Linked DNA regions of Mus musculus: region 2 is linked to region 1. A link is a loop called in an ENCODE intact Hi-C map of the cell type or tissue named here. Cell type or tissue: left cerebral cortex. All regions are shown on one strand. Links, peaks and the distances in the headings refer to the core of each region. The heading gives the core; the rest is flanking DNA.

Region 1 (14,878 bases), core at 4,343-12,342:
AGCCTTGCCATGAATAAGAACGAAAAGGGCAAAGGGTTTTGTGTGTGTGTGTGTGTGTGTGTGTGTGTTGGGGGGGGTGGTACAAGTGCCAGAGCACACTGTAGAGGTCAGTGAACAACTTGCAGAAGACAGTTGTTCTCTCCTACCATGTGGGTTCCAGGGATACAACTCTGGTTGTCTGGTGTCAGGCTTGGCAGCAAGCACTTTTACCGACACTGAGCAACCCCAGTGGCCCAAGGATCCTTTCGAAGGCCAGCTGCTTAGAAAGCTCTCTAGAGAAGACAACATCTGCAAGCCTTTCACTCCATACACCTAGGTGTGAGAGTCTAGAGAAGATGACAAATAACGATGGTTTGAAGAGATTTTTCTTGGAAGAGAAAAGGGAAACCTGCAGAGGGTCTGAGCTGTGCTTTGACTCCTGGCTCTCATGCTTTTCATTTGTCTGGAACGTTTCTCTCTGAGAAGTACTCGTTACACATGCTGACTGCCATTCAACAAGCTTCATCCCTTTATCATGCCTTCACCATTTTGAACTTATTTCCTCTGTTAATTAGAATTTTATCAGAAAACATTAATTAAAGTAAAAAATAAAATAAAAGCCAGCTTCCGAGACCAGAGCTGACTTGTTCAAGGTCACAGTTGGCAGCTGGCAGAGCTGAGAATGGACCTGAGTGTCCTGCCCTGCCTGAAGAGTCAGCTTCAGCAGAGCAGCATTTAACTGAAACAGGCCACAGAGATTCCCCAGAAAGCAAGCACTCAATGAGTGGGGAAAACGAACAGAGGCAGAAGCAAGTTCAAACCCTGGCTGTTGCAGCTGCATCACCTGTGACTTTGGCCAAGTTCTCAATCTACTAGAGGCTCAGTTTTTCTCTAAAATGGAATCCACTCTCGTTGGACAGGAAGAAAGTTGAGGATTAAATGAGACAGGAGGAGCTGAAGAGATGGCTCAGTGGTTAAGAGGTCCTGAGTTCAATTCCCAGCAACTACATGGTGGCTCCCAATCATCCAATGCCCTCTTTCGGTGTGTCTAAAGACAGCTACTGTGTACTCATATACATAAAATAAATCTTTTAAAAAGTAGATGGCTATTTCTTTTAAAAAATGAGAATACATATCACTTAGATGTGATTATCAAAATCAAGTTTCAGGTTTATTTAGCAGCTTTAACTCTCTTTTGCAAATCTACTTTTTCTAAAAAGAGCCAATGCAATAGAGTTTGAGGCCAACCTAGGCTACATGAGATTCCATCTTAATCCCCACAAGTCTTGTCGAGCTGGTTCAGAGGTTATGAATGCTTACTACTCTTCCAGAGTATCTGAGTTCCACCTCTGGCACTTTAATGAGGAGGCTACTACCTGCCTGTAACTCCATGGGTTCAACAACTTCTACTGACCTCCCCAGAATTCTCACAAGACACAAATGCACACACACACAAAAGGGAATAAAGGCAGAGTAGCCCTGTTGCCTGCTCCTCCAAATTCCGAGACAGTGAATATTTATATGTGTGCAAACTGGGACATTTGAAAACACTCAGCTCTATGAATATAGAGAATGAATGTTCCTTGTAACACATGGCATAAGGTGTACTGAGATAAAGGAATTTTAAAGCTGGCTGACTTTATAAGTCATGGAACAATAGAAAAGTATTGGAAATTTTCTCACTAAAAACTAAAGAAGCATCAAAAAAATGAAAAGAACAAAAAAACAGGGCCTTACTGCAGAGTATGAGAGAATGCCACTCTACCAATGCATTTGCCACCAGACTCGGGGAACCAGCGTTAGCCCCAACAATTCAGCATTGATCTCAAACCGTCCCAAAGGAGGCAGTCGCAGAGAGGGTCTCAGCTGCTAGACCAGGCTCACACTAGTAAGATCTCTTCAGTTAGATATGTCTGCCACCTCTGCCAAATCCTAAATGCAGCTAAACAAGACCCGATCTGGTTACCATGGTCACCTAAAACTGAAGCCATCAGAAGCCCCATGGCTCAACTCAACTGGCCAACACCGGGCTGCTGCTGTCCCTCCTACAGGGCCTGACCTAGCTGCCTTACAAGGCTTGAAAATCATGCCCCTCACCTCTCCCAGGAGAAGCCCTGAACAAGGAGCGTGCTTCTTCCTCCCACAGTTAGGTCTGCTAGTGACTCTGCTACCTGAGTGATGGGATTAAAGAAGAAAATATTAGCAGGCCTTAGAGAAATTTTGTCTGCTTGAACTGTGCCTGACAATTTAGAACTTCTGAGGCATGGGACATCAGTTGGAGCCTGTCTGCCTCTGTCTGTAACCCAGGCTACAGAGTTACTGGTAAACTCCAGACCACCTGTAAGCATACCTTGAATCCATGTTAGGTCAGCAGACCTCCTGTGTTTACCTGGCTTAGCACCCACAACGCTAAGTCACCAGGCGAATGCTCTGAGATTCATTACAAGTAACAGCCAGTAGAGGTCAGAGTGTGGTCTTTGGGGTGAATAATTCTGTAATTTTGTCAGCAAAGTCATTAAAGGAACAAAGGAGTTGCTACTTTGGCTCAGAAGCCTCTCCTGACAGCCACTGCGCCTGAGCTTCAAAATGTGTTCCCCTCAGTTCACAGTACTGCTCCCTGCCACCCCACTGTCCTCAGATGGAACCTTTCCCATACTGACTGGGTGCTACAAAAACTTGCAGTTTCTTCTCACATTCTCAGAGTTACCTCAGTCTCTGTAACGTTGCTATTATCTGCTATCACTCCCATTCAGAGAAAGCAACCTGGAAGTTCCCCTACAAGGGTCCCTAGACTATGAATGAAGCAAGGCATCTAAAGGTGAGAATGGGAGAGAACTACCACTCATACAGTGAGGTGCTTTGAACGCTAAGCAGGCATCTCCCTGGTAACCAAGGATATACGTCTCAGAATCTTCTCCACTTCCTCAGCACATACAAATGATAGGGAATTACACCATGTTATATGGAAAATGGCTCAAAATTGGAAAACAGTAGATTTCCAGAAATGTCTAGTTAGCTCAGACAGTTATCTCCAGATGAGAGTTCTGTCTATTTGGAAGCTCCTTGTAAAATCTGGTGAGAAAGTCAGAACAAGAGAATCATCCCCATGACCTGGCATTTTGCGACATAAAACTGGCCCCTTCCCTAGAACATTGTACAGTAAGTCTTCTTAGCAAGCAAGGACAGAGTCAATCAGAGCTAGCCCTCTTGAATTCACCCCTTCCCCCAGGAAGCTTAGTTAGAGTCATTTAAAGGCAGCCACTTTAAAATTCTCAGAGGTTCTTGGGTAATACCATAAGCATTAAAGTGTATGGTACTGTCAGCTCAGCGCAGCCCTGCCAAAGATCTCCCTTTCATACAGCTGGAAGAACTCTTCCGAGGACAGCAACAAACTGAATGGGAGAATCAGCATCTTAGACACCGAGGAGGAGGAGCAGAAACGCTGCCCCCTCGTTTTTATTAGTTTGCAAATGGTCGAAAAAGGATCTTAGTTCAAAAAGGAGAGACATGAGACAGTATTCCAGAACTGGTGTTTTTGTAGGTACTCCCAAAGACAACTCTTTTTTTTTTTTTTTTTTGGTTTTTCGAGACAGGGTTTCTCTGTATAGTCTTGGCTGTCCTGGAACTCACTTTGTAGACCAGGCTGGCCTCGAACTCAGAAATCCGCCTGTCTCTGCCTCCCAAGTGCTGGGATTAAAGGCATGCGCCACCACGCCCAGCTGCAAAGACAACTCTTTGTCAGCTTTTTTTTTTCTTCCCCCAAAAAATCCTCACAGTATCTGATTCAGTTCACAAGGTGGAACAAAAGTTAATGCCTATCCAGATAATTATGTGCTTTAGAGGATGGGACAGAGAACAAATGGCTATCAGGACATTTATTGGTAGGGATATTTTACTCTGAGCTAGATATCTCATCAGCTCTAACATGACAAACCTACAGCAGGAAGACTGGAAGACTAAACTGTGGTAGGACAAAGGCCAGGACAAACATTTTATTTTTCTGCCCTAAGACAAGCTCTGACCCAATGAGCCTTGCAAGAGGCTTTTCAGCAAACAGAAAGCTTATGCTAGAGAGGACCAGTGGTCCTCAAAGCAGCCTTCCCCCAAGTGCTGAGCTTGGGAATCAAGCCTCTAGATGACACGTCTTAATTTGCAGATGTCCCTCTGGAGAAGACAGGTGGGGTCTAACCCCTAAAATGCTTGAGCCAAGGCAAGTCCACCTCCCCCGTTGATGGAGAGAGAGGTTACAAATTACTAACCTGCTGTGGAGGGTGGAGTTGGAGATGATGGGGATGTGAGAGGTGAGCTGGCCCCAGATCCTGCTAAGAGAAACAGAGAAATCCTCATGGAGCCCCAAGGCAGACATTTAAACTTGGCATGAGTATAAAGTCAGCACTGTAGAAAAATCTGTAATCAGCCCATCGTGTGGAGCTTGCGGAATCATGTGATGAAGGACAGAAATTAAAAATTAGACTAGTGGTGACAGGTTTTTCACTCTAGTGCAGGGTGTACTTCCTTCGTGAGGCCACTAAGATTTATTGACCAATGAGAACAGGGTAGCATCCACACTGGTTGCAGCCTCTCTCCTGAACCAATCCCATCCTTGGGTAATGACCAATGACCACGGTCACAGCAGCCTGTGCAAGCGTCTCCCAAGAGCACCTTGAAGCATTTATGCACACACCCTTTCTCCTTTCCTCCCTCCCTCTATCCATTCGTTGGTTCCCTGTATCCTTCTCAATGATTTTTCTGTTTATCCATTCGTTCGTTCCCTGTAGCCTCCTCAACGATTATTCTGTCTCAGCCTCTCAAGTACTGGGACCACTGGCACACATTGCCACATCTGACTCTTTGACACAGTCTTTCTATGTAGCTCTGGCTGTCCTGGAACTCAGAAATCCGCCTGCCTCTGGCTGTGCGCTACTACGCCCACTGAGGTTTTACTCATTGAACCACTGAGTCAGCACCTCCTTAGGACAAGCAGACACTCAGAGCTCAGTTAAAGAGGCTCAGGCCCAAGTCTGGGGATTCCCTCGACCTTTTCTTAATGAGACTCAGCAAACACCCTCATTTAGGGTTAAAAACCATAAGCAAAACCTAAAATCCCCACAGCTTGAAAAAATCCCTAGAAAATATGCCCCAGCCCAAGGAATTAGCCCTGCAGCAGAAGCCTCTTATGTGGGACCAGGAAGGGCAGCCTAAGGAGAGGACAGCCTGGCCCTGAACTGCACCAGGGGAGTTGCTGTTGTCGTGCTGTTGTCATGCAGCACTGAGCAGCCACCACCAGCTCTGAGGGTAGGGCTCTACCATCACTCCACTAATGACTCAGAGGATTCGTCTGTCCCTGTGGACACACTGGTGATGAGTCCTAACTAAACCACAGCTGTCAAAATACTTCCTCAGCTCTGTGCAACAGGAGGGCTGATCCAGTACTGACAGATCTTCTAGACAGAAAACTGAACTTGTGATTCTAGACCGGTTGGTAACTGCATTTCTACCAATAACCAGTACTTGTCTTTCCTAAACTCCTGAGATATCTTGGGTAGGATTTTTGGGTTTTTTTGGTTTTTTTCCAGACAGGTTTCATGTGTCTTAGATTAGCTTACACTTGCTATGTGGATAAAGACAACCCTGACATCCTGATCCTCCTGTTTGCATAAGTGCTCTCTGCAAGCACATGCCACCATACCCACTTCACTGTATTAGAGGAATGGAAGCAAGGCCTTGTGCATGTTGGGTGAGCATTCTATCAACTAAGCTACATCCCTACCTCACTCCTGGATTCCTTTGGTGACCTGTTCTGCTGCATGTGGAGGACAGCAGGCATAATCTTGGGAAGAGAAAGAGTAGAGTAGGCCTTCTCTGCTTCACCAAGAACCAGCCGCTTAACCAGAGTCACTAGTGTATGGATGTGCTGGCTGGAGACTGCATCTCCCCACCATTGACACCGACTAGCCCCTGTTCACCCTATAAACTAGGAAGCAAATGCATTTCCAAATGTGAAATTATATGCCAGTCACAGCAGCTTCCATTCCCCAAGCATGTGTTGGTCCTCACTGGGACCTCCTTTCCCCCCCAACACTGTGCCTGACTCAAAACCTAGGATTCTGTGATCGTGTCACCATCCTCATCCTATTCCTAGAGCTTTAGCACTCGCATTCCAATCTTCAGTATTACCTACACCTCTTGCATTCTCGGCTTCAGAGAGTCTAGCCTTCAAGGTACAGCTCAATTTGCTAGTGTACCTCTCAGTATGTCCTCTAGTGTGGGCAAACATCTGAATTGACCAAGGAAAGTGAGGTATGACCTATGATTGATTCATCCAATCATCCATCCATCCATCCATCCATCCATCCATCCCACCCAGTCTCACTACAGTGTCCAGGCTTGTCTTCAGTTCCTGTGCTTAGAATCTGCCTCAGGAGCAGGGTGTGGTGGCGCAAGCCTATAATCCCGGCACTTGGGAGGCAGAGGCAGGCGGATTTCTGAGTTCGAGGCCAGCCTGGTCTACAGAGTGAGTTCCAGGACAGCCAGGGCTACACAGAGAAACCCTGTCTCAAAAAAAAAAAAAAAAAAAAAAAAAAAAAAAAAAAGACTCTGCCTCAGGCGTGAGTAGCTAGGACTACAAGCATACACTGCTGTGTCCAGCCCTCCCACGTTTAGACTTCTACTTCTTCACATGTCCGTCCGTCCTTCTCCGGTGTTTTAGAGATGAATGGGCTTCCTCCGCTCCTGACGTGGACAATGGGCTGTCAATGCTCCCTGGGGCCCTTCTCCATCACCCACTTCTTTGCATCTATTTAGCTTCTCCCTTTCTGATGGCTCCTTCATCTCTTTAAAGTATAATCAGCCTCACTCCAGTCTCCTCTTCCCATTCCCTGTCATGCTGAGCTTGCCTGGGTTACTGAAACCCCCCTACTCTGCAATGAGCTGTACTTCACAGATTCATAAGCAGGTCACTCCATTTGACCTTCAATCTGGTCCAAAGGAATATACATTAGGCTCAAAGTCAGCACGGCCAGCAGAGAGAGGGGCAGCTGAGACTGACTGTCAAGACTCTCAGAGTCCAGATGATGACTGAGAGAATGACTCAAAAGAGGTACTCTGACACTCACACACCCAACGCAACCCTCCGCCCCACCCCACCAAAGAGTCTACTCCTCAGTCCTCCGAGGGAGCACATCCTTCAACCACATGGGTTCTAGAGCAGTGGGCAAGATCTAGGCTAATTTCCATATACACAGAAGGGCCTGATTTTGTTCCATGTCAAATGCTCCCGTCTTTGACAGATGGAGTCTAGCCATCAGTGCAGAGGTGGGCATATGAGTGTTGTCACAATTCTTCACGGGGGACAGAGTTTTCTAATCTCTGCTCTCATCACTGCACTGATCCACCTACAGAGTCCTGAACTGCACCTCTGGGTGCTGGGCCCAAGACAACATCCAACCAGTTACCTGAGTTATTGGAGTTACTGTGCTTCACTGGCTGCTCCTCACTGTTTTCAACAGCAGATCGTTTTGACTTCTTTAAAAATAAAAGAAGGGTGGGTGGTAAGCAAAGAAAAAGCACTCTGAGCTGAGAGTTTAAAAACCTCCAGACATACAGTTTCACTAGCTGTGAAAAGTGGTATATTCAGCTTCATAACCTAAGGCAGAGAAGCCACAGCCACAGGAGAAAATAAAACCAAGATGCTGGCTTAACACCCACCCTGACCGTCTCCTCCCATTGCCTTCTGCCAGCAAACTCTATGCTACTGACACGCGTGTGCGTGTGCATGTGTGTGTGCAACACTCCACTAAAAACATAATCTTCTACTGAACAGGAGCAGGGCAGACTGGGGCAGAGGCTGCAGGACCCGACTGGTGGGAGGCGGTGTATATGCATGGTACGTTCCAAACCCGTCATCCAGAAAGGCTTTTAGCGTCCAAGATAAAACTGTGTCACTAAGTGTGCACCATCAGCCTTAGAATTTTCTCCTCGTGCAGTCAAGGATTTCAAAGAGAACACAGGGACAAAGGCTTACCTTTCGAGCTAAGATCTTTCTCCTTTTCCTTTCTTCCTCAGACCCATGGTGTGACTGGGCTCTCGTTAGTCTTCGATGCTGGTGAATCTTTAAGAGACCACAATCCCCAACAAGTGTAAACCAAGTCTACCCAAAGCAGGTTCCCAAGGAGACTTCTATGTGTTTGACCACATTAAGCTCTTGGGATAAGCAAGGTCTTTCTTGGCCCGCTTGTGGCTCAGCTCTGGCTCTCTGGAAGAAGGGCATGCTGAGTGACAGTGACCCTTCTCACTTTCCCAATTCCTTCCTGCCATTGATCTTTACGGCAGATTGTGACCCATGAGTGCTGCTAACCGCCCACCCCACCAGTGAGTCCTCATCAGGAAGGATGGTCACGCCAGTGCGTGTGCTTGCTCTACACACACTGAGCAGGCTGAAGGCGGACCTGTGAGATGCTGTTCTGTGTCACAGAACTTAGCCCAAAATCTGGTTAAGAGCAAGTAGGCACGGAATGGGGATGTGGGTGAACGTCCAAAGTCAATCACTGTGAATGGGTCACTGAATGATCACAGGGGATGCGGAGCAACCGCCAGCTTACCTGCTTCTGTTCCTCGGTGAGTCTCTTCTCTATGCATTCCTTGGCAATTCGCAATGCCTCTTTTAGTTTTGTGGGAATCTGAAGGGAGAATCAGTACATGAGCTACTGAGTGAAGTGGTTGGAGTCTCCTGAGTTCTCAACACATGCCGCAGCAGCCGTCATCACATGGAGGTCCTCTAGAGCAAAGCCAGTTAAAACCATGCTCCATGTACACCAGCTACACTCTCCTTGCCAGCACTTTCAGACAACAGATCATAAACTTAAAGCATAAACACACTATGTTTCAAGTAATTCAAGGGTTCCAGAATTGCCAAAGCAGTCTCAAAGAACAAACACAGCATCAAAACCTATTATCACATGATCTCACAAAATATCATTTCAAAACCAATTATTACACAGTTAATAGACCAGAATGAGAGATCCCAGAAACATGCCCTCTTGTACACAGACAAATGGTCTCACACACACACAACCAGGAAAAAACAATAGCTTCAAAAGGGCATTGGTAAAAGTCAAATACTACATAAAAAGTAGTAAGATTAAATCATTGCCTTAAGTCATATTTGAAAATTAATTCAGCATGGGTGCAAGACCTAAAACTGTCAACCCCCTAAAGCTCAGGGAGGCCCTTCCTTCTTATTGTCTGTCTATTTATTTATCTTGCTTGGAGGACAGCATCTGCGAACTGTCCACACAGGCCTTGTGTACACCTGTGACACTCCCCCTGCAGCTTCCTCGGCTGCTGTGTGTGTTTGCCACCACCCACCACCAGTTCTGGCTCTCTGCTAAGGCAGGGAATTGGCCTTGAACTAATGCTCCTCTTGCCACGGGGATTACAGGCATATACCATTCTACCTGGCTGGAAATGACTTCTTGGATACAACACCAAAAACATAGGTAATGAAAGGAAACAACAAATAACTCGGACTAGTTAAAACTAAAACTTTGTTCAACAAAAGACACTGCTCACAATGAAATTTAAAACAGGCCAATACTTATAAGGACTTGATATAATAGATATGGAGAAACTTATACAAATGAACAACAAAAATATATAACCCAACTTAAAAATGGGAAAAGGGCTTTAACAGAAATTTCTTCAAAGAAAAAAACAAACGAGCCGGGCGTGGTGGCGCACGCCTTTAATCCCAGCACTTGGGAGGCAGAGGCAGGTTCATTTCTGAGTTCGAGGCCAGCCTGGTCTACAAAGTGAGTTCCAGAACAGCCAAGGCTATACAGAGAAACCCTGTCTCAAAAAACCAAAACCAAAACCAAAAAAAAAAAGAAAAGAAACAAATGATTAAAAATAACAATAGTAACAAAAACCCCTGCCTTATCAAATGGTACTTTCATCAGTTAAAAAGTTCAACACTGAACAAATACAAATCAAAACCACACATTAGATATCATATCTCTTCATAGCCATTATGATGGTCACCATCAAAAAAAAAAAACATAAAATAAGTTTGACATGGTAGTACAAGCTGTTAATCCCAGCACTCAGGAATTCAAGGTAGGAGAATTTGAGTTCCACGATAGCCTGGGCTATAAGGCAAGTTTTGGGCCAACTTGAGTTATAGTGAGACCCCAGTGCAAACAGACAGATAGACAGACAGACAGACAGACAAGAATAACAATAAAGAATTACAAACATTTGGGCTCTAGAGACGGCTCAATGGTGAGTTCTTACAGAATCTGAGTTTGGTCCCCGGCAGCCTCGTGGCAGCTCATGATCTGTACCTACAGTCCCAGGGGATCTAATGCCTCCTTCTAGCCTCTGCAGGCACGGGGCTTTTGTGTAGTACACAGACATAGATGCAGGTAAAACACAAGTCTTGGCAGGAATGTAGAGCAATTGGAACCCTTGTGTACTGAGTAGGAATGAAAGATGATTCAGTCGCCGTGGAAACCATAGAGAGATGACTTAAACAAAACAACCAGCACTGAAAAGCAGCTGAGGAGGTGGGAGGTTTACTGCATCCAAGGAGAAGCAGGGCTGGGCTTCCCGGGCTTGGCGCGTAGGCCAACCACTGCAGAGGGCAATGTGGCCCCAAATAGCAAATGGCTGCTAGCAGCCACAGAGCAGCGTAAAGCCCAGGACCACCGCTCCATACTGCTGCTTCTCCTAATAGGTCCTTCCCAGTTTTCTTTACATACAGATATTTGGGTTTATATTCTGTCTTCCAGATCCCACTATTTTGTTGATATTGGCCTAAATAATAATTACTTTCCACAGGATTATAATGCATTTATACATTTCACTTTTAGTGGATAAAATGTTTTAAATACATGTACTATATATAGCTAGGCATAGTGGTGCATGCTTATAACCCAGCATTGGGAAGGCAGGCTATCCAAGTCTGTTTCTTTCTTTTTCTTTTCTTTTCTTTTCTTTTCTTTTTTTTTTTTGAGACAGGGTTTCTCTGTATAGCCCTGGCTGTCCTGGAACTCAGTCTCTGCCTCCCGAGTGCTGGGATTAAAGGCGTGCGCCACCACGCCCAGCCCAAATCTGGTTTTTAAAAAAGCCAGGAAGTGGTGGTACACACCTTAATCCCAGCACTTCACTTGGAGGCTTGGAGGCAGGGGCAAGTGGATCTCTGAGTACAAGGTCAGCATGGTCTACAGAACAACTTTTAGGTCAGGCTAGGCTACACGGAGAAATCCTGTCTTGAAAGGAAAACAAACACACACACACACACAAACACCTAATAAAACAACCTCATGCATTATAAACAGTCAAAAGAGTAACTAGCTATAGTAGGGTGTTTGGGTCCTTCCTAATTTTTCATTTATGAACCTTTTAGTTTTTTAAAAAATTAATTTTCAAAGTCAAGTTACTTATGTCATAAACCCAAAAATTATATAATTTGCTTTACCTTAAACTGTGGCTTTTCAGAAGTTGTTAGTAAAACATCACTGAATAATCTATAAGAAAAGAAACAAATGCATAAGGGTTTAATCTCAGTACTGGGGGTACTCTCAGAGCAGGGCAGGGCAGCTTACCACCTCTGAGCCCACCAGAGCCACCACTCCAAGTCTGTCAGCAAAGGCAAAGGTGCTTCCAAGTCACTCGGTGCCCTCAGAGCTGTTTTTAGGGAGGGACCAGGTCAGTTATATGTGACACTGTGGGCCATATAATATTTTTTAAAAGAGTTGATAAATACCAGTTTGCAAAATGTTGCAGATATATTGAACAGATGTTTCTAAACAGAACTATTTGTTTTCTTGCATCTGAAAAGGCGGTTTATTCTGTCTTGATTGGAATCTAAGACACACTTCATTCTAAAACAGTAGTTTCTGGCGTGCATCAATTCTTTCTTCCAAGGTATGTTACTAGAACAACAGCAGGAAGCACTGTGGACTTCTGTGGTTGGAAGGACTGTATGGACAGTGTCCAAGTGACTTAGTGCTCTTAATGTGAGATTCTGTTGAGACAGACAGAAGTTCACCCCACACAGAAATGATGAACGCCTTTTTCAGCATCCTTCTGGAATCCTGGTCCTCTCCTGCCATTCATCCTCTGACTTCCAGATTTTCACTAAACACAAGACACACCTCTTTAAAGCGGAAGCCCATGGGGTGGAACGTTCTGGGGAAGACAGAATACCTGTCCTGATGCTGAGGCTGGAACAAGCACAGAGCCCTGGGGAGACGATGCAGGTGCACATCGGAGCAGGCAACCTCACCCACTGCTCCCTGACTGAGTGCTCTCTGACCCAGGAGTCTGTGGCAAATGTTGTAGGTTTCAAAGTAGATGTATTTTCTCATATGTATGTTGTTATTAGTGGCTGTTGGTTTGGAAACAGATGCTGCAGTGTCACATCCCGTGGACAAGGGCTTGTTTCTTCTGATCATCAGCTTCCCTGGGGCGGGGGGGGGGGGGGGGGAATTGCCTGGCCTATAGTAGGCCGTCTCTATCCAGGTAGAAGGAAGGAATGAGGGCCCGGTAGTGTAGCCTCTGGCTGAACTTTGTCCCCTGCCATGTTTGCTGCTGTTACTTCCTGAATACCTTTGCTATACAACAAGCTGGTGCAGACGAAGCAGGGCTAGGGAAACCTCGCAACACGCTCAGAAAGCTTGCCTATGTCCTTCTGGGAGGAAGAATGAAGCTGACATACAGTCACAGGTTTGTCTGACTTCGGCTATATCACCTTAACCTCTGCATGAAGGTACCACACCTAAGGAGAGGCCCTAAGGAGGCCTTACACGCTCAGCTCCTCACAACTGTGCTGACAGGAAGAGGTCTTTTGAGTACCAAAGCCTTGGTACAAAGTTTGGTACACACTAGCTATTTAACAGCTAGTGCTCAGAGATGAAATAAACAAACAACAGCACAGGAACCCAAGAACACACCGCTTTCTTGTGGAGGGCAGGCCCGCCAAGGCCTGGTGGGTACCCAGCTGGTGGCTGGGGCAGGACCAGCAGAGAGAGGTGCTAGGGAGGACCCTCCTATTGTATTTCCTAAATCAGGAGTTCAACAAACACACACACGTGTTAATGGTGATGGGACACGTGGGAAGGACACAGGATTTCCAGGACAGCAACTGGACTAAGCAGAGTGGTCACAAGGAAAGGGTCATGGTATCATGCTGTAAGTGCCTGACAGCAAGCTAGTCACTTCAACTCTGCAGGGACCAAACTGAGTCATTACCGTGGCACCGGGCTCTGGGCAGAGTGGTCCAAGGTTCAGCACAGTTACCAAGATTACAACCAATGCATATGATTGACTTACGGCATCTGTAAGAGCCGGGAGACGGTAGGCATGCCATTTTTACAGGCTTCACAAGACAGCGTAGACTCCAATACGGCCACTTGAAATGAACAGATACACATTTTAGTCCCACAGAACTCTCGCAGATCCACTGGGTGAGGAAAAGTTTGACATCTCTTTGCAACAACTGTCTGCAGGCTGATCAGGACAGTGTCAAAACTCTTCACATACAGACAGATGGCATACGTGGGGGGATGGGAAACACTGCCATTATCAATGACTCAAAAGAAATGCCTCAGAAACCTCATGCTGACAGACAGCTAAGTCTACTCCAGGGAGAAATGGAGGAAGGCATCAAGATAGTGTTCATACAACTGTTCTCTTTAGAGAGAAGTAAACAGTACACAAAAGCAAAATTCAGAACCTGGTTTTCACGCTTGCTTGCTTTTAATGGAAACCAAGACACAAAATGCCACTTGCTGACAGCTTGTCATCAAACACCTTGATGTTATAAAAGAGTGGCCAGACTCTCATACCCACAGGTCACTGGTTAGTTTCAGCTGTTCAAACTTGGCAGGAAACACTACCAGGGTGTTTTTTCACTTTCTTTCTTTCTTTTTTTTTTGGGGGGGGGGGGGTTCGAGACAGGGTCTCTCTGTATAGCCCTGGCTGTCCTGGAACTCACTTTGTAAACCAGACTGGCCTCAAACTCAGAAATCCGCCTGCCTCTGCCTCCCGAGTGCTGGGATTAAAGGCATGAGCCACCACGTCCAGCTTCACTTTGGTTTTTTGAGACTGAATTTCTTTGTGTAACAGCCCTGGCTGTCCTGGAACTCACTCTGTAGACAAGGCTGGCCTCAAACTCGCAGAGATCTGCCTGCCTCTGCCTCCCGAGTGCTGGGAATAAAGGCGTGCAGCACCACACCAGGCCCATGTCTGTTCTCTTGAATTGCCTCATTTGGCATAGTGAAAACTGACAGAGTGATTGCAGATTCCAAACAGTGTCCCCAAAGCTACCTTGGGCTCTTTTTCTTCCAGCCTTGAGCTCTGAGCTGGCCACTCAAGAATGGGATGGTCTAAGATGAGTTTACACGGGTCCTTGTGCCTCACCTGTTCTTCCGTCCTCCTTAGTCTCCTTGGGTAAGACTGTAACAGCTCCTGAACACCTGCCTGGAATCTGGAGGCCTGGCTGGGCAGGCGAGGCCCTTATCTTCCAGGCCTCCAGCCATGGCTCTCGAGTTCCTTTTAATTCCCACTCCTCCTTGGATGGGACTCTGACACTTGCCTGGCTCCTCAAGTTTGGCTTAAAGTTGCCTGACCCTCACTTTAGCTTCTGATTAAAACCCAAGCTGGCCACAGTTCTCTTTCCATTGTCCTGCTTTCAGAATTACAGTGCAGTTTACAGAAGTTTCTCCAGAAGCTTCAGACAGATGAACAGACAGACAAACCATCCACATGTTCAGTGCTCTGGCTGGCGAGCATGACAACTGGCCCTCCATCCTTCTTGGAGTTTGGTAAGCGCTTAAGCAGCTTTGTAGACTACCAGATCCCAGCACACCCCACTGCCAAGCCCTGTACTGACCCACAG
Region 2 (14,878 bases), core at 3,475-11,474, 57 kb before region 1:
TCGCAGCATCACCAAAATTTAAATAGGTAAGTCAGACACGGTGGGCGAACATGCAGGTTAGGACCAATCTGTGTTCCCACTCTGTCCCGTCCCTGGCCCTCCTTTCCCGGAGATCCCACCGCAGTTGCCGTGAGAAAAACTAAAGGTAAAATGATGTCCAGCGTTCGCAGAGACAAACAGACACGTGAGCTCTCGGGACTTCTAGAAAGCATGACTCAGGGTTGTCTCAAGATAAAGCAGAAGACACACATACGTGTTCCGTTTAAAATAGACCCCAACTATTAAAATCCAGGATGCGACGATGGATCATAGGAGTGACCATAAGACTGCTTTCCACGCTATTGCTTCAGCTAAAATACACTTTAAAAATTTTCAAATTCTATGGCCATCTTTCTACCTACGGTATTACAAAAAACTAAGAATCCGTGTGGGCTCCTGGTTTTCATCCAAAGGGTGATTCTCCCACCCTACCTACTTAGATCTTTACTCTTTTGAAACACTTCTGGCTTTGGGCCTGTAATACCCCACCATTATTCCCATACTAGAATATCTGCAACAGCGAAAAAGATGAGCCTGCCAAGGGGGGTACATTGGAGCAGGTTGTTTGGGCTATCCCAGACATTCTTAGCTAAACCAGGTCACATCGGTCTATTTGTCTGCATCACGAAATCCTGAAACCAGGTTTATCAACTTGCTGTATGTACTGGTGTACAGAACAGAAACATGACAACTTCAGCAGAATATCCAAACAGGATCTCAGTCACGTTTCGTTTCCCCGTCCCACCCCCAGACACAGCCTCCGCTGCCATCGCCCAGCAGGTGCTGCAGGGGCTCCCCACGACCTCGCCAAGGATCACCTCTTAACACCCAGCACTAAATCGCCGTGACATCCCAAAATTCCGGTAAAAAGCTGCAATTTGTGCACAAAACCCAAAAAGCAGAGCTTTAAACTAGGGCAGTGGCGGCTAATAAACACCACTCCCCAAAACACCAACCCTTTGCCCCGCAGAGCCCGCTGGTCCCTACTCCGCGGTCTCCCGCAAGCCAAGCCCGGCCGGCCACGCGCACCGAGCCCCGAACCCGAGCCGGAGCCCAAAGCCCGAGGCGGCCGCGCGTCCCCGATTTCCCCGCCCAGGCCCCGCCGCGGGCTCGTGCCAGCCCGGGGACGCGCGGCCGCCACCCGCCGTTCTCCTCAGCCCGACTTCCCGCAGCCCCGGCCCGCAGGCCCCGCTCGCGCCCCACTCACTGCACGAGCGCGGAGGCGACCCGGCCGGGAGACGCCGGCGGCCCGAGAGCGCGAGCGCGGGGACGAGCGAGCCCGCGCCCCGCGGCGGCAGCGGCGGCGGTGGCGGCGGCGGCGGCGGCGGCGGCAGAGGGGACGAGTGAGCCGGAGCCCGGAGTTGCGGCTCCAGCTGCCCGGCGCGGGCGGCGCCTTCTCAGCAGAGTCGCGGCGCCGAGAACGCGGACGCCCCCTATCGGCGGCGCGGGGCGAAGGCCGGGAAGCCGGATCGCCGCGGGCACTCTGGGCGCTGCCGGGGCGGCGTGGTCAGGCGGGCTCTGCAGCAGTCCCGAAGCCCCGCCTCCGTCCCGTTCCTATCCCCGCCCCGCCCAGGACTCCCGCGCGGAGCTCCGCCCAGGCCACGCCCCTAACTCCCCCTCCGCTTTCAGCCTCTCCTCCTGGCCGCCAGCAGTCTCTTCCCTGCTTGCCCAGGACTCCTTCTCCGCAACTGTTTCTCCTCAGCTGTTTTCACTAAGTCGATAGACCTCATCGCATGCAGGGCTTAGAGAGAAGAGCAGCCACCCAGACCGAGGCGCGTCTCAAGACTCAAAAAAGCAGCCAGTAGACACACACAAGACAAGTTCGAATCCTGGTGAGAGCGGTCCAATAAGAAGGCTGCCTTGGCCGGGCTTGGTGGCATACGCCAGAACTCCGGAGGCAGAGGCAGGTGGATTTCTGAGTTCGAGGCCAGCCTGGTCTACAAAGTGAGTTCCAGGACAGCCAAGGCTACACAGAGAAACCCTGTCTTGAAAAAACAACAACAAAAAAAAGAAGGCTGCCTTGGAGAATAAGGGAAGATGTGACGATCTGATATATATAAAATATTAGTATACATTTAATGTTATTAATATTGATGTAATTATATTATATTAATATATACATAATAATGTAGTTAATATTATTAATGTATTAATATATAAGACTCCTGGCCTTATATATTAAGGCAGGCCATTCTGTAAAGTAATGGCTTAGAGGGACCACCGATCCAGCCTTTTAGGCAGAGAAGAGCAGCCAGTTAGAAGGGCAGAGCTAACTAACGTCATCCTGTGTAATACCTCTGAGGATCTTAGTCTGGATGGGACTGGCAAGGGTAATGTCCCTTCAGGAAGGACATCAAGGCTGCAGGGCTAATTGGATTCCATGCATAGACAAGATGCAAAAGCCACCACTTCTAGCTAGCCAGATCTCAATCCACTTCTACATGGGTGAAAAGCCACTGGCCTTAGAAACTCACCTGGGCCAGGCATAGTAAAAGTAGTGCACATCCTTAATGCCAGCACTTAGAGGCAGTGGCATGTGGGTCTCTTGTGAGCTCTAGGTTAGCCTGGCCCACATAGCTAGTCTCTAGGACAGATGAGGCTACATAACGAGACCCTTTCTCAAAAGAACAAAACAGAAACTTACCTGGTTTACACATCTGCATGTTTGTGAGGTGGTTCTGAAATCTAGTTTTTATATGTATGATCATCATCTAATATTCTATTTTTTCTCCAAAAATCAAATTGATAGGTTAAATAAGCAATGTGGACTTCAACACAATGGACGGCTACATTGACATCTAAGCAAGGATACAAACTAATTAAGAATATGGGAATAGGGCTGGAGAAATGGCTCAGCGGGTAAGAGCACTGACTGCTCTTCCGAAGGTCCTGAGTTCAAATCCCAGAAACCACATGGTGGCTCACAACCATCTGTAATGGGATCTGATGCCCTCTTCCGGTATGTCTGAAGTCAGCTAAAGTGTACTTATGTATAATAATAAATAAATCTTTTTAAAAAGAATATGGGAATATGCTCCTGCAAATCAGGACACAAAATCATACATACAGGACCCCAATGTTGATTTTAATACATACAGTACCCCAATGTTGATTTTAATACATACAGTACCCTAATGTTGATTTTAATACATACAGCACCCCAATGTTGATTTTAATACATACAGTACCCCAATGTTGATTTTTTTTTCCCTATTTTTTTGTTTGTTTTGAGACAAGTCTTCTCTGTGTAGCCTCGCTGTGCTGGAACTCACTCTGTAGACCAGGCTGGCCTCAAACTCAGAGATCCGACTGCCTCTGCCTCCCAAGTGCTGGAATTAAAGGCGTGCGCCACCACTTCCTCACCCACCCTCCCATTCCCCCCCCACCCCCCGGCAGCCCCTACTAACATTGATTTTTTTTTTAAAGGAGTACACATAGACAAAAACTTTGATGACTAAACCATTGAACATGGTATTCCAAGGCAACAGGATACAAATGTTAGTAACTTTTGCAAAAGATTTTCTCAAAAATTATGTGTATTTAAAAATTTATATATTTTGCTTGCAATGTATGTAAGATGCTGCCTGTGCTACTTTCAATGCCTGTGCAGGCCAGAAGATGGTGGTGCATCCCTTGGAATTGACCTTATAGACGGCATTCTTAGCTACCATGTGGAGCTGGGAATAGAACCCTGGTCCTCTGGAAGAACAGCCATCTCTCCAGCCTCCACTTATTGCTTCTTAATGTTCTTCTGAATTTTATTTATTTTCTACAATATGTGGATATTGGACTTACAGTCAGAAAAATACAATGAGTATGGATGTTTGTCTTTGTGGTACTAAAGACTGAATCCAGGACAGTACAAACTAAACACTCTCTGTACTGCTAAACTATACCACTTGTCCCATAATGTATTCTACAAAAAGAAAACATAGAAATCACTGATGATCAACATCTCTCGGATTTGGCATCACTACAATTGAACTGCTTTTAATTTACTGGTATCTCTGGAAAAGTCACCTCCCATATTTCTCCAAATAAAGACCATATATATATTTAAAGACAAGGTTATCACCAAGTAGATCAGGCTGGGTTCAAAGTCACAGAGATCTTCCAGCCTCCTGAGTGCTGGGATCTAAAGCATGTACCACCACACTTGGATAGGTCTGATCAAGGTTATATAGATAAAATAAATTACGTTTTCAAATTTATAACTTAATACAGTCACTTTAATTTTTGTATAATAATGTTTTACTCCTAGTTTTAATAAGGCTGGAGGTGTGTTTAGATTTCTTGTATGAATAACCACAGAGTCCAAAAGCAATGACCATTCATATTCTCACCTAGTCTTTATCTAATTTTTTCCATTTCTCTGCTGACTAAGCTTACCCACATTGAACTGTATACCACTTCCGTAATGACAGGCATCACTAACTGGGTCTTTCGCTCCTAACATGACATCGGTAAGTATGATGGGAGCTCTCAGCTCTCACAGAGAAATATTTGTAGAGTTAGGAAGCATTTGCTTTGCTATGGATGGATGCTAATATAATGAGTTCCAGTCTTGAATTGTTAATCCATCCATACTTTTTTTGTTTTTGTTTTTTTCCAGACAGGGTTTCTCTGTATAGCCCTGGCTGGCCTGGAACTCACTTTGTAGACCAGGCTGGCCTCGAACTCAGAAATCCGCCTGCCTCTGCCTCCAGAGTTCTGGGATTAAAGGCGTGTGCCACCACCACCCAGCTCCATCCATACATTCTTGATGGCATCTTAGTTTTTCACTATATTGCTAAATTCTCTTGGCTAATATTTTATTTAGATTTTTGGCTTCCATAGTTATGAAAGAGATAGGCCTATTCTCTGTATTATTCTATGTGGTTTGAAACTCTTTTCTTTTTAAATAAATTGGACTTTTGGTTGTTGTTTTTTTTAAAGACTTATTTATTTATTTTATGTATATGAGTACGCCATTGCTCTCTTCAGACACACCAGAAGAGGGCATCAGATCCCATTACAGATGGTTGTGAGCCACCATATGGAACTGAACTCAGGACCCCTGGAAGAGCAGTCAGTGCTCTTAACCACTAAGCCATCTCTCCAGCCCGGTTTGAGAGTCTTGAGTTAAGAGATGGTTATGTGCAGCAGGGCTGCTTCTCTATGCTTGGGGTTCTCTGTGATTCTGTTCTTCCATAAGCCATCCAGAGCTCCTGGTTTGGGGGATTGAGGATTGAAAAATTACACTGGAAACTGTTTTACTCTGGACAGCTCAGGGTTGTCAGCCTGTGGGGGAACACCGGCTTTAGGCTGGCAGATCCCAACCCACACACCTACACTGCACTCAGTGATTCCTAGGTCTCTGTTTTCATGGCAGCCTCTAGGTATCAAGGCTCCTGTTGTGGAGAGAATCTGGATGGTCATGTTTGGCCCACAGCTGGGTAGTCTGGAAGATGCTGTTACTATGGCAGCTACAAATGCTACAGGAGGCACTCCAGACCAACAGTCTGCTGAGAGGATAAAGCGAGAAAGAAAGCCATAGCTAATGAACTTGAATGTGGAATTCAGCCTGCCATTCTGAGTCTTGCTCCACTGATGTCAGAGGATGTTCTGTCTTCTGTTGAGCTCCCAGGATCCCTCCCCTACTGCTCTGGATTTGTGTGCCTTACGCTGTCCTTTCTAACTAAGGTGGCTAATGGACTCCCAGGGTCCATTCCTATATGTAGCCCTTGGGCCTCTCTGGATTGAGCTCCTGCACTCTGCCTCCACTCTCCAGACAAACAGCCTCAGGACCCTGCCTGACCCTGGTCTCCTTTGACCACATGCTTTTATTCTTTTGCTATATATCTAGCGGCTATACAGTTATCTCTTGCCTAGTGACAAATTCTCTCAAAATATAGGGGGTTACAGCACCTGTTTGTCACAGTTCCTGGGTCAAGAGCTGGCAGTCTAACTGTCACCAGTGGCTACGGTCACCTGAAAGACTACAAAATCCACCCCATTACTCATGTGACTTTTATAACAAAGCACCAGATCCTTGTCATATGAACCTCTCCTGACAAATGTCACTTAACCTCAAAAGTGGCATGCCTATGCAGCATGGTCTCACAGACCAGCCGCTGTACAGTGTAAGGGGTGTGGACATCCGGAAGTGAAGGTCATTAGGGCCTGCTCTGCAGGCTGCCACAGCGGCTCTGAAGATTGGCCTCACTTCCCACCATGAACATGAAGGGTAAGAGTGTGAGGAAAGCCACTGCGGCTCAGAATGCAGTGGGAGCTTTATATCCATCTCTGCTCAGCTGGTTTCTCCTCTCCCACAGCCCACCATTTGCCAGACCACCCCCAGCTTCATCCCTGATAACTGCAAACCAAACCAGACTCTCCCACCCCCTCCCATCTCCTCAGCCCCCACTCAGCTCAGCAAATGGCACCACTGTCCTACCATCTGCCCAAGCCAGCAGCTTTGAGTCATGCCTGCTCCTCCCTCCCCCTCTCTTCCCAGTGCCAGGAAGCACAGGCCTGCCAAGTCTCCCCCTGAGCATAGCCAGGATCCATCTCTCCTCTTCCCTCTTCCCGTGCACCACCGATTGTGCCAGACCACACCACCAAGAGTTCCCTTGCGGACATCTCTGGTCTCCTTTGTTTTCCTCTCTTTGTGTGAGTCACCCACAGAAAGCCTGTGTCACCCTGCCTGCTTTATGCTCCTGAAGTAGTTCCCCAGACCCAGACCCCTGCGGTGGAATCTGGTCCCATTCACTCTTCCAGCCTTGTCCTCCCCATCTTTCCTTCTGGCTGGGCCCTTGCTTCTCTCACAGTTCAGTTTCTGAGACCTGCCCATTTATCCATGTCAAGGACAACATGGAGCAACAAGGACAGCAAATCTGCTGCCTCCTCTATCCAGAACATGGTGTCCTAGCCTTTGAACTTCTGCCTACATCTTCTCCCTTCATCACATGGTCACTTTCTGACCTCCCGCAAGAGTCTCAGGTCCTGCAGCCGTAAGTTATTGCATGGGACCTGCCTGCTCTCTCTTTGCCTCTGTCCTTTCCAGTTGGCCTGTGAACTCTCAAAAGGCAAAGACTGCATCTGTGTGACTTAGAACAGTACCACACAAGTGCCTCACACTCTAGCATTGTTGACTTCATTAGATGAGTCCTGGGACAACCCCCCTACTACTACCACCACCACCTCCACCACCACCACCACCACCACCACCACCTCCACCACCTCCACCATCACCTCCACCATCACCTCTACCACCTCCACCTCCACTACCACCACCACCACTACCAACACCTCTACCATCTCCTCCACCACCTCCACCACCTTCTCCTCCTCCTCCTCCTCCACCACCACCACCACCACCACCACCACCTCCTCTACCACCACCACCACTACCAACACCTCTACCATCTCCTCTACCACCTCCACCAGCACCTCCACCAGCACTTCCAGGCCTACCCTTCCCTTCCCTTTGTTTGTTTGGCTAACTCCTATTCATTCATCAGCAATGTTGCTGCCAGATTTAGCAAATGAAGACAGGACACTCAGTTCAATTTGGAGCTGAGCTAAACAACCTTTTTAATATAGGTATGCCCAAGCACTGTGCTAAATACATCTTGTCTTTTGCCTGGCAGCCACATCAGGAATCAGCACCACTGCAAAACCTGGCAGCTTGGCTAACAATGGTGATAGAGATGAAGGGGAATAAGAAAAGATGGCTCCCCTGCTCACCCTCTACCCCCACCGCAGGCTCCCAAACTAAGCCTCAGCATGGCCCTCCAAGCACACACTGTGCCCGCGTGTTGACATCATCTGTTGCCAGTGACATCCGGTAACCTGGATTCGGCCTTAGTCTTCATTAGGAGCCTTTTTCATCCAGAACAACCCAGGCACCCAGGAGGTGGCCTGGTCCACAGGAGAGAAACATAAAGAGCAACAAAGAGAAAGAAGCAAAGAAGGCTGCTAAAGAGCCCACAAATGAGGCAAACAGTGTTCTAACCTGTTCTTGCATTGGAGCACTCCCCTGTTAGCTTTGTGTCTGTCTCTCAGTCCTACCACCCTCTGCCTCAGAGCATCAAGGTCCCTGTGAAGCAGAAACGACACAAAAAGAATGTCTGGCTCCCTTCAGTTTTCCAAGTCAGCCACATTAGCATTAGCATGGCAGGCTCCATGGGGAGCAAGGCCTTGAAGATGGCTATGTGGTAAGCACGGTAAGCACGAGGGGCCAAGCTGTTGCGGAAACCCGAGAGGAACCAGATGGATCAAGCCACACTCTCAAGGCAATTCACAGTACCTCCCACAGCCCCTCAGAGCTGAGGGCTCCCTGGGGACCCCAGGAGGCAGAAGCCCCACTATAGCAGCTGTGCATGGATTCTCTGGACTCAAGACTTGGCTGAGTAGCTTCTGTTTACTCATCAGCCAAGCAGGAAGATCAGGTCTACTCTGCAGCTCTCTCTCTCTCTCTCTCTCTCTCTCTCTCTCTCTCTCTCTCTCTCTCTCTCTCTCTCTGTCTTCCTGTCTCTGTCTCTCTATCTCTCTTTGTCTCCCTGTCTGTCTCTCTATCCTCCCTCCCGCCCTAACTCTTCCCCCTGTCTCTCATGCCTTCCCCTCCTCTCCCCTCCTCTCCTCTCCCCCTCCCTGCCTCCACCTTCCTCACCTTCCTCCCTAACTCTCCTCTCTCTTTGTTTCTGGTGTTATGGCTCTTCCAACTCAGAAATAAATTCCTAAGCAGGCCCCTCTCCTCTGTGGTGGGTTGCTGGTCTCAGGCCCTTTCTACATTTATCCGGACAGCAGGACACCCTTCTGGCCAGAAGGAACCCGATAGGCAGCAGTTTCCAGCCCCTCCCCCACTTCCAGCCATGGAGTCACTTAGGTGAGTTTGACAAGAGTGTTTTTCCTTTTTATAAGATTTCTAATTACCTGCTGTTCCCTGCCTTCTCTTTAATCAGCTTCCAAAACTCTGCGGGGAGCTACAGAACCAGAGAAAGGAATCCGGTTCTCACCAGTATGTGAGCAAAGCCTGTGGGTGTCCTTGGATGTCATCATCCTCTTCACCATTATGACTTTCCATAATTATAGAGAGTGCCCGGAAGGCACTCTGAAGATCTTTAGCCCCCATGAGTGCCTCCTCTTGTCTCCTGGTCTTGACAGCCTTCCATGCCACCCAGGGGCTGACGCTGCCTGGTCACAGCATCACCAACGCCTGCAGAAGACTTGTGAGAGCTCCAGATTCTGAGTCTCCTCCCAGGCTGCTCCAAAACCCACACACATGGCAGTCCCACGTTTTCAGCCTTGCTTTGCCTTCTTGCCCATCCTAACCCACTGCACGACTGTTGGTGTCACAAGAATAAGTCCATTTGCACAGTCCTGTGCTTGCCTGTTCCTTCCAGCCCCTCTCAGGCCTTATCTGTCCTGACATTTCCCCTTCCTGCCTGTGTGCTTATGACCTCCCTCAAGCAGCAAGGGCGACCCATACACACGCGACACCTCAAATGCACGAGTTCTATATGACAATGTCAAAACATGGCAGTGATTGTGGAGTTCAGGACATGGCACCTTGGCTGAAGGAATTCATTTTGTCTTGTTTTTGAGATAAAGACTCATGTAGTTCAGCTGGCTTCAGAGTCACCGAGTGATCGAGAGTGGCCTTTAATTACGGCTTCATCAGTCTGTACCTCCTGAGTGCTAGAGTTACAAATGTCCACTACTATACCCAGCTTTCAAGATGAAAGCACTTAAGAGAGTCAGGTTCAGGAAGGGGCTCTCTTGATTGCCTAAAGCAGTTTCTAGGTCTGACATGTGAGAACTGTTTTCTCTTTGCCCAGGGAACAGCGCCTCTGTGTCCCAAGCATGAGGAATCTGAAGAGCTGACTTTAGCGGGTTCTGCCGCTTTGCTACCTGAAGCTCATACCCTTCTGCTCCGGCACTCTTTCCAAAGTGCTTATTCCTCATCAAACTTAGTGTGAAACCCTCGTGGCTGTGGAGTGTGAGGGCCTGAGTTTGGATCCTCACAGCCCGGGTGAAGAGCGTGTGTGGTGGTGTGTGTTTGTGGGCACCGTGCTGGAGAGGAGGGAGACAGAGGAGGAAAGCCCCTGGAGCTTCCTCACTGACCAGCCGGTCCAGTCAAACCGATAGGCTTCAGGTTCTGTGAGACAACCCGTCTCACAATAATAAATGCAAATACATCAAAAAGATCATTCACCATGATCAAGATAGCTCTAGGCCAGAGATGCAGGGATGGATCAATATATACAAATCAATAAGTGTTACAAATTACATGAATGCACTCATGGGCAGACATCAAACAGTCATTTAGATAAAACATAGAAAAGACTCTTGGCAAAAATTCAACTTTCATGTTAAAGTTCTGGAGAAATTCAGACTAAAAGGAGCATATTTCAACATAATAAAGGCTATAAACAACAAACCTACACCCAACATCATATCAAAGGGAGAAAACCTCATATAATTTTTCATCAAAATAAAGTCTAATTTCCAACTACTGTTCAATATGCTACTGGAAATATCAACTACAGCAAGAGAAGCAAATAAAAACAATGCAATTAGGAAGGAAGACTCTGAAGCGCCTTTATTTGCAAGTGATATGATTTTGTACATAAGAAACCTAAGCACTTAATTAGAAGTGGCAACCATTGTCAGGAATGTGTAGGCTACAAAGTTAGCACATAAAAAGCAGTGACTTTCCTACATACCAACATACAGAGAAGGAAATCAGGGGCATGGTTCCACCCATGGCAGCCTCAAACAAAACATCTCAGAATAAACCTAACCCAGGAGTGAAAGTCATCTAGAGGGGAAAGTTTAAAATACTGACAGAACAAATGGAAGCAGACCCATGATTATGGCCATTTGTGAAAATGGCTATCCTACCAAAAGTAACCTATAGATTAATGTAATCCCACCCAAAATTCCAGACCATGTTTTTCAGAAATAAAATAAAACAAAATAAGACCTTATAATTCTATGAAAGACCCCCAAAAGTCAAAGCAATCCTGAGTAAAGAGAGCAGGGCTGAAGGCAGACCACCATACCTGATTTAGTTATATCACTCAGCAATAAAGACATCATGGTATCACTGGGTTAGAATAGAGGAGCTAACCAAGTCCACACAATACAGCTGCCTGGTGCTTTACAAAGATGCCTAAAATACTTATTGGAGAAAATACAGCATCTTCAACAAATGGAAAACTGGATATCTGTACATATGAGAATGAGACTAGATAGATCTGTACAACTCTAAATGGAACATGGTCCTTAACATATGACCTAAAACTCTGAAAATACTGGAGGAGAAAGCCAGGAGGACACTTTGACATACAGGCATAGGAAAGGACTTTCTGAATGGGAATCCATTTAGGAAATACAGCCAATTATCAACAAATGGGACCACATGACTTTAAAACGTTTCTATACAGCAAGTGAAACTGTCACGTAAAGCAGTCGACAGCAAATGGAAGGAAAGCTTTGTCATCTCTACAACTGGCAGAGAATTATATCTCGAAAGTAAAAAACAACAAAATAACAAAACAACAAAACAACAACAACAACCAAAAAAAAAAAAAAACCCTCAAGAAACTTAATGTCTTAGTTAGGGTTTTACTGCTGTGAACAGACACCAGGACCAAGACCACTCTTATAAGAACAACATTTAATTGGGGCTGGCTTACAGGTTCAGAGGTTCAGTCCATTATCATCAAGGTGGGAACATGGCAGCATCCAGGCAGGCATGGTGCGGAGGAGCTGAGAGTTCTACATCTTCATCTGAAGGCTGCTAGGAGAAGACTGACATCCAGGACAACTAAGAGGAGGTTATTAAAACCCACACCCACAGTAACACACCTACTCCAACAAGGTCACACCTCCTAATAATGACACTCCCTGGTCCAAGTATTTTCAAACCATCACACTAAATATCAAGAAAACTAACAACCCGGTGGAAAAATGGGCCATGAAACTGAACCAAGCTTTCTCAACTGAGAAATCCAAGGAGATGGCTCAGTGGTTAAGAGCACTACTGCTCTCCCAGAGGCCCGATGCCTCCATGTCTACTACAGAGATAAACACTTGCCCATCTACAGTCACTGCTGCTCTGTTCACAATAGCTAGAAAATGAAATATGCCCAGATGCCCATCAGCTGATGAACAGATACACAATGGGATATTAACTCAGCTGCAAAAAGTGAAATTATGAAATTCACAGGAGCTGGAAAATGCTGGACTAAGAAAGACAAATATCAGTTTTCTTCCTCATATGCAGATCTTAGTTTCAGATTTTTAAATGTGTTGCTTAGTCTTGGGTATCTGTAGAGGTCAAGACGCTAGGAGAGGCCCATGAGGGTGGGAAGGGAAAGGGTCGTTAAAGGGAATAGAACACAAGTGATGTGTAAGTAGATGGGGAATCTGAGGATGGGGTTGGAGTCAGGGGACGAGGAGAGGATGAAGCTGGGGAAAATACTGCGCTTAGAAAGGTTTAGACAGGGATGAGATGGAGTAGGGGGACGATGGGTAGAGGAAGGATTAAGCAAACTGAGGGTGTATGAAAAGTCCTAAGGACATCCACTACTTTGTAAGCTAATACTTTAAAATTTTAAAGAAGTTTCAATGGAGATAATCATCGCGGGTAGATAATGCTCTCCCACAAGCTATAGATCATTATTATTACAAAAGCAAAATGAGAGATGATGCCAGGTATGAGACACACCCCCTAAACAATACAGGTTGTTGTCATTTTGGTTAACCACTAGAAATCAATGGGAAAAGAAATCAGTGCAGAACTAATCTGGAAACTGCCCTGTTGACTTGATTTCATAGTTCTGGAAAGTCCAATATAGGATGCTAGGGGGAAAAGACATCAGTGGTCCATAGCTGACATGAACCCTGAATTTACACCAGTTCTCCCAGCAAGGTGTGCAACTGCTGAAAATAATACCTTGAAAGTTACAGGGTGAACCAACCATTTTTTTTGTATTGGATTTAAGGGCAAGAGGGAAGTCATGCCTTGTGCTATACACCAGGTCAAAACCCCAGGGCTAGGGAGGTCACAGGTCATAGGCAACAGAAGGGAATCTATTTGCTAAATGTTGTGAAACTGCCTTCTGATATTCATGTTAATTCCCATGGACCATAAATCCCAGAAGCTTCTGTTTGCAGTGGGCAGAGATTCAAAACTATCAAAAGTGCTGAGAATTATGATAGTGTGAGACACACCAGGTGGCACAGACAGGGGGAAATCTCTGAGTTTGAGGCCAACTTGGTCTACAGATTGAGTTCTAGAACATCCAGGGCTTGAAAAACCAACAAACAAAAAACCCTCACAAGGTTGTTGAGCACTCAGCTCTAAACAGGACATGGACCGTAAGCCCCACCCTCGCCCTCGAGGCTCTGGGAACACCAGGGAAATGGGGATAATGGTTTTAAGATGTTCAGGATGGGGATCCGCTGTGAAATGCTGTGCTCAGGACACTACACAGGACATGAGTTCGCTCATGAACTCACAGCAGCTATGCTTAGTCACCTGGACTCAAACCAGTGACATTTCCAAAATGGATAGGGAAAGGACACATGAGCCTCCACCCACTACCTGAGGAGCTATCTGTAGCCAATGGTGGCTGGGGAAGGGAGAGCCATTTCTCTTCAAGGGTGTAGCCAACTGGCAAGTTGCCAGTAGGTCAGTAAATAACAGTACACCTCTGTGTATCTGAGCGACAGTAAACAAACTCAGGGGGTTGCTTTCTGTTTTGCTTTTTAAAAGATATGAAAATAAGAGGGGGATGTAGTGAGAAGAATTCCAGAGAAAGTGGGAAGGGAACAAATGATCAGATGAGGCGATTCTGATCAAAATATAGTGTACACATGTATGAATGTATCAAAGAATAAACTTTAAAAATTATTTTTTAAAAAAAGGTGAGAAAGCAAAAGGTCTTTCGGAAAGATATCCAGCATTAGCCTCTTGTCCCCACACACACACACACGCACACGCACACGCACATGCACACACACTCAAAGTACAGCACAGAAATTCAGGTTTAACCATTCCCTCAGGTCTTCATTTCTTACATGCTCCCTCATCACAGAAAGTTTACATGAAATAAATGTGTGTGCTTTACTCTTGTCCGCCTGTCTTTTGCTGCATAGGACAAAAGGAAAGACTTTTCCTTTCCTGCAGGGACCTACGCAATCGATAATGTTTGTGAAGTGTTCCTGGAGCTCCAGTAATAAGAGGTACAGTGGCTATTTTACGCCTATTAGAATGGCCTTGGGGATTCTTGGTAGTGATGGGGTTGATCTCCTCAATGGCTAACAGTGGACCCCTTGTCATCTGCACAAGCAATGAGCGCATCGTGGGGTACTGTAACTATAGTAACTGTTGAAGAGCCACGTTTTGGGTTTCTGACATCTCTCTCTGTCTCTGTCTCTGTCTCTCTGTGTCTGTCTGTCTCTCTCTGTGTCTGTCTGTCTCTGTCTCTGTCTCTCTCTCTCTCTCTCTCACACACACACACACACTCGCGAGCATCACTTCTCTCCTGGTCTTGACATCAAGTCTGAGCCAGCTGGATGAGATCCCAGCTCTGCCTCTGCCATCAGCACCACAGCCCTAGACCCACTTAGAAGCCTGTCAGCCTCAGTTTCTTCAACTGTGGACCAGAATAAACAACTCCTATTCAGGATTGCTATGACAGTCAACTAGGACAGTTGAGAAATGGAAAAGTTTGATAATGCAGCGCCTGGCATGAAGTCGGTGCACAGAAAATTGGTGGCTCTTATTATAATAACTAATTGCTGTACTGCTGATTTGAAAGGATAAATATAGAATTGAAGCGTT

The links. A loop is a pair of places that touch in the nucleus more often than their neighbours do. Peaks named below come from ENCODE experiments on the same cell type or tissue, not always from the same donor. Only the 100,000 strongest peaks of a DNase experiment are listed, where the experiment ranks them.
Region 2: it touches region 1 in a loop (5-fold over the local background); 2 of 42 quality-filtered maps call a loop at or near these places.

The regions. Positions count from the first base shown.
Region 1 is chr14:8,144,706-8,159,583 of GRCm38, reverse strand. Pxk (PX domain containing serine/threonine kinase) reads right to left here. Exons shown (of 18, transcript NM_145458.4): 11 at 14,873-14,878; 12 at 13,312-13,390; 13 at 11,456-11,504; 14 at 8,580-8,657; 15 at 8,003-8,089; 16 at 7,434-7,503; 17 at 4,239-4,301. Among named protein-coding and RNA genes, the nearest start is that of Pdhb, 21 kb to the left of the region's middle. In left cerebral cortex, for the core only: no CTCF peak of the experiment used is centred there; DNase peaks (open chromatin) are centred at 7,224, 7,627 and 10,533; H3K27ac peaks cover 1,146 bases.
Region 2 is chr14:8,200,711-8,215,588 of GRCm38, reverse strand. It overlaps Kctd6 (potassium channel tetramerisation domain containing 6), which reads right to left and starts at 1,508. Exons shown (of 3, transcript NM_027782.3): 1 at 1,247-1,508. In left cerebral cortex, for the core only: no CTCF peak of the experiment used is centred there; DNase peaks (open chromatin) are centred at 5,555, 6,493 and 9,282; H3K27ac peaks cover 1,485 bases.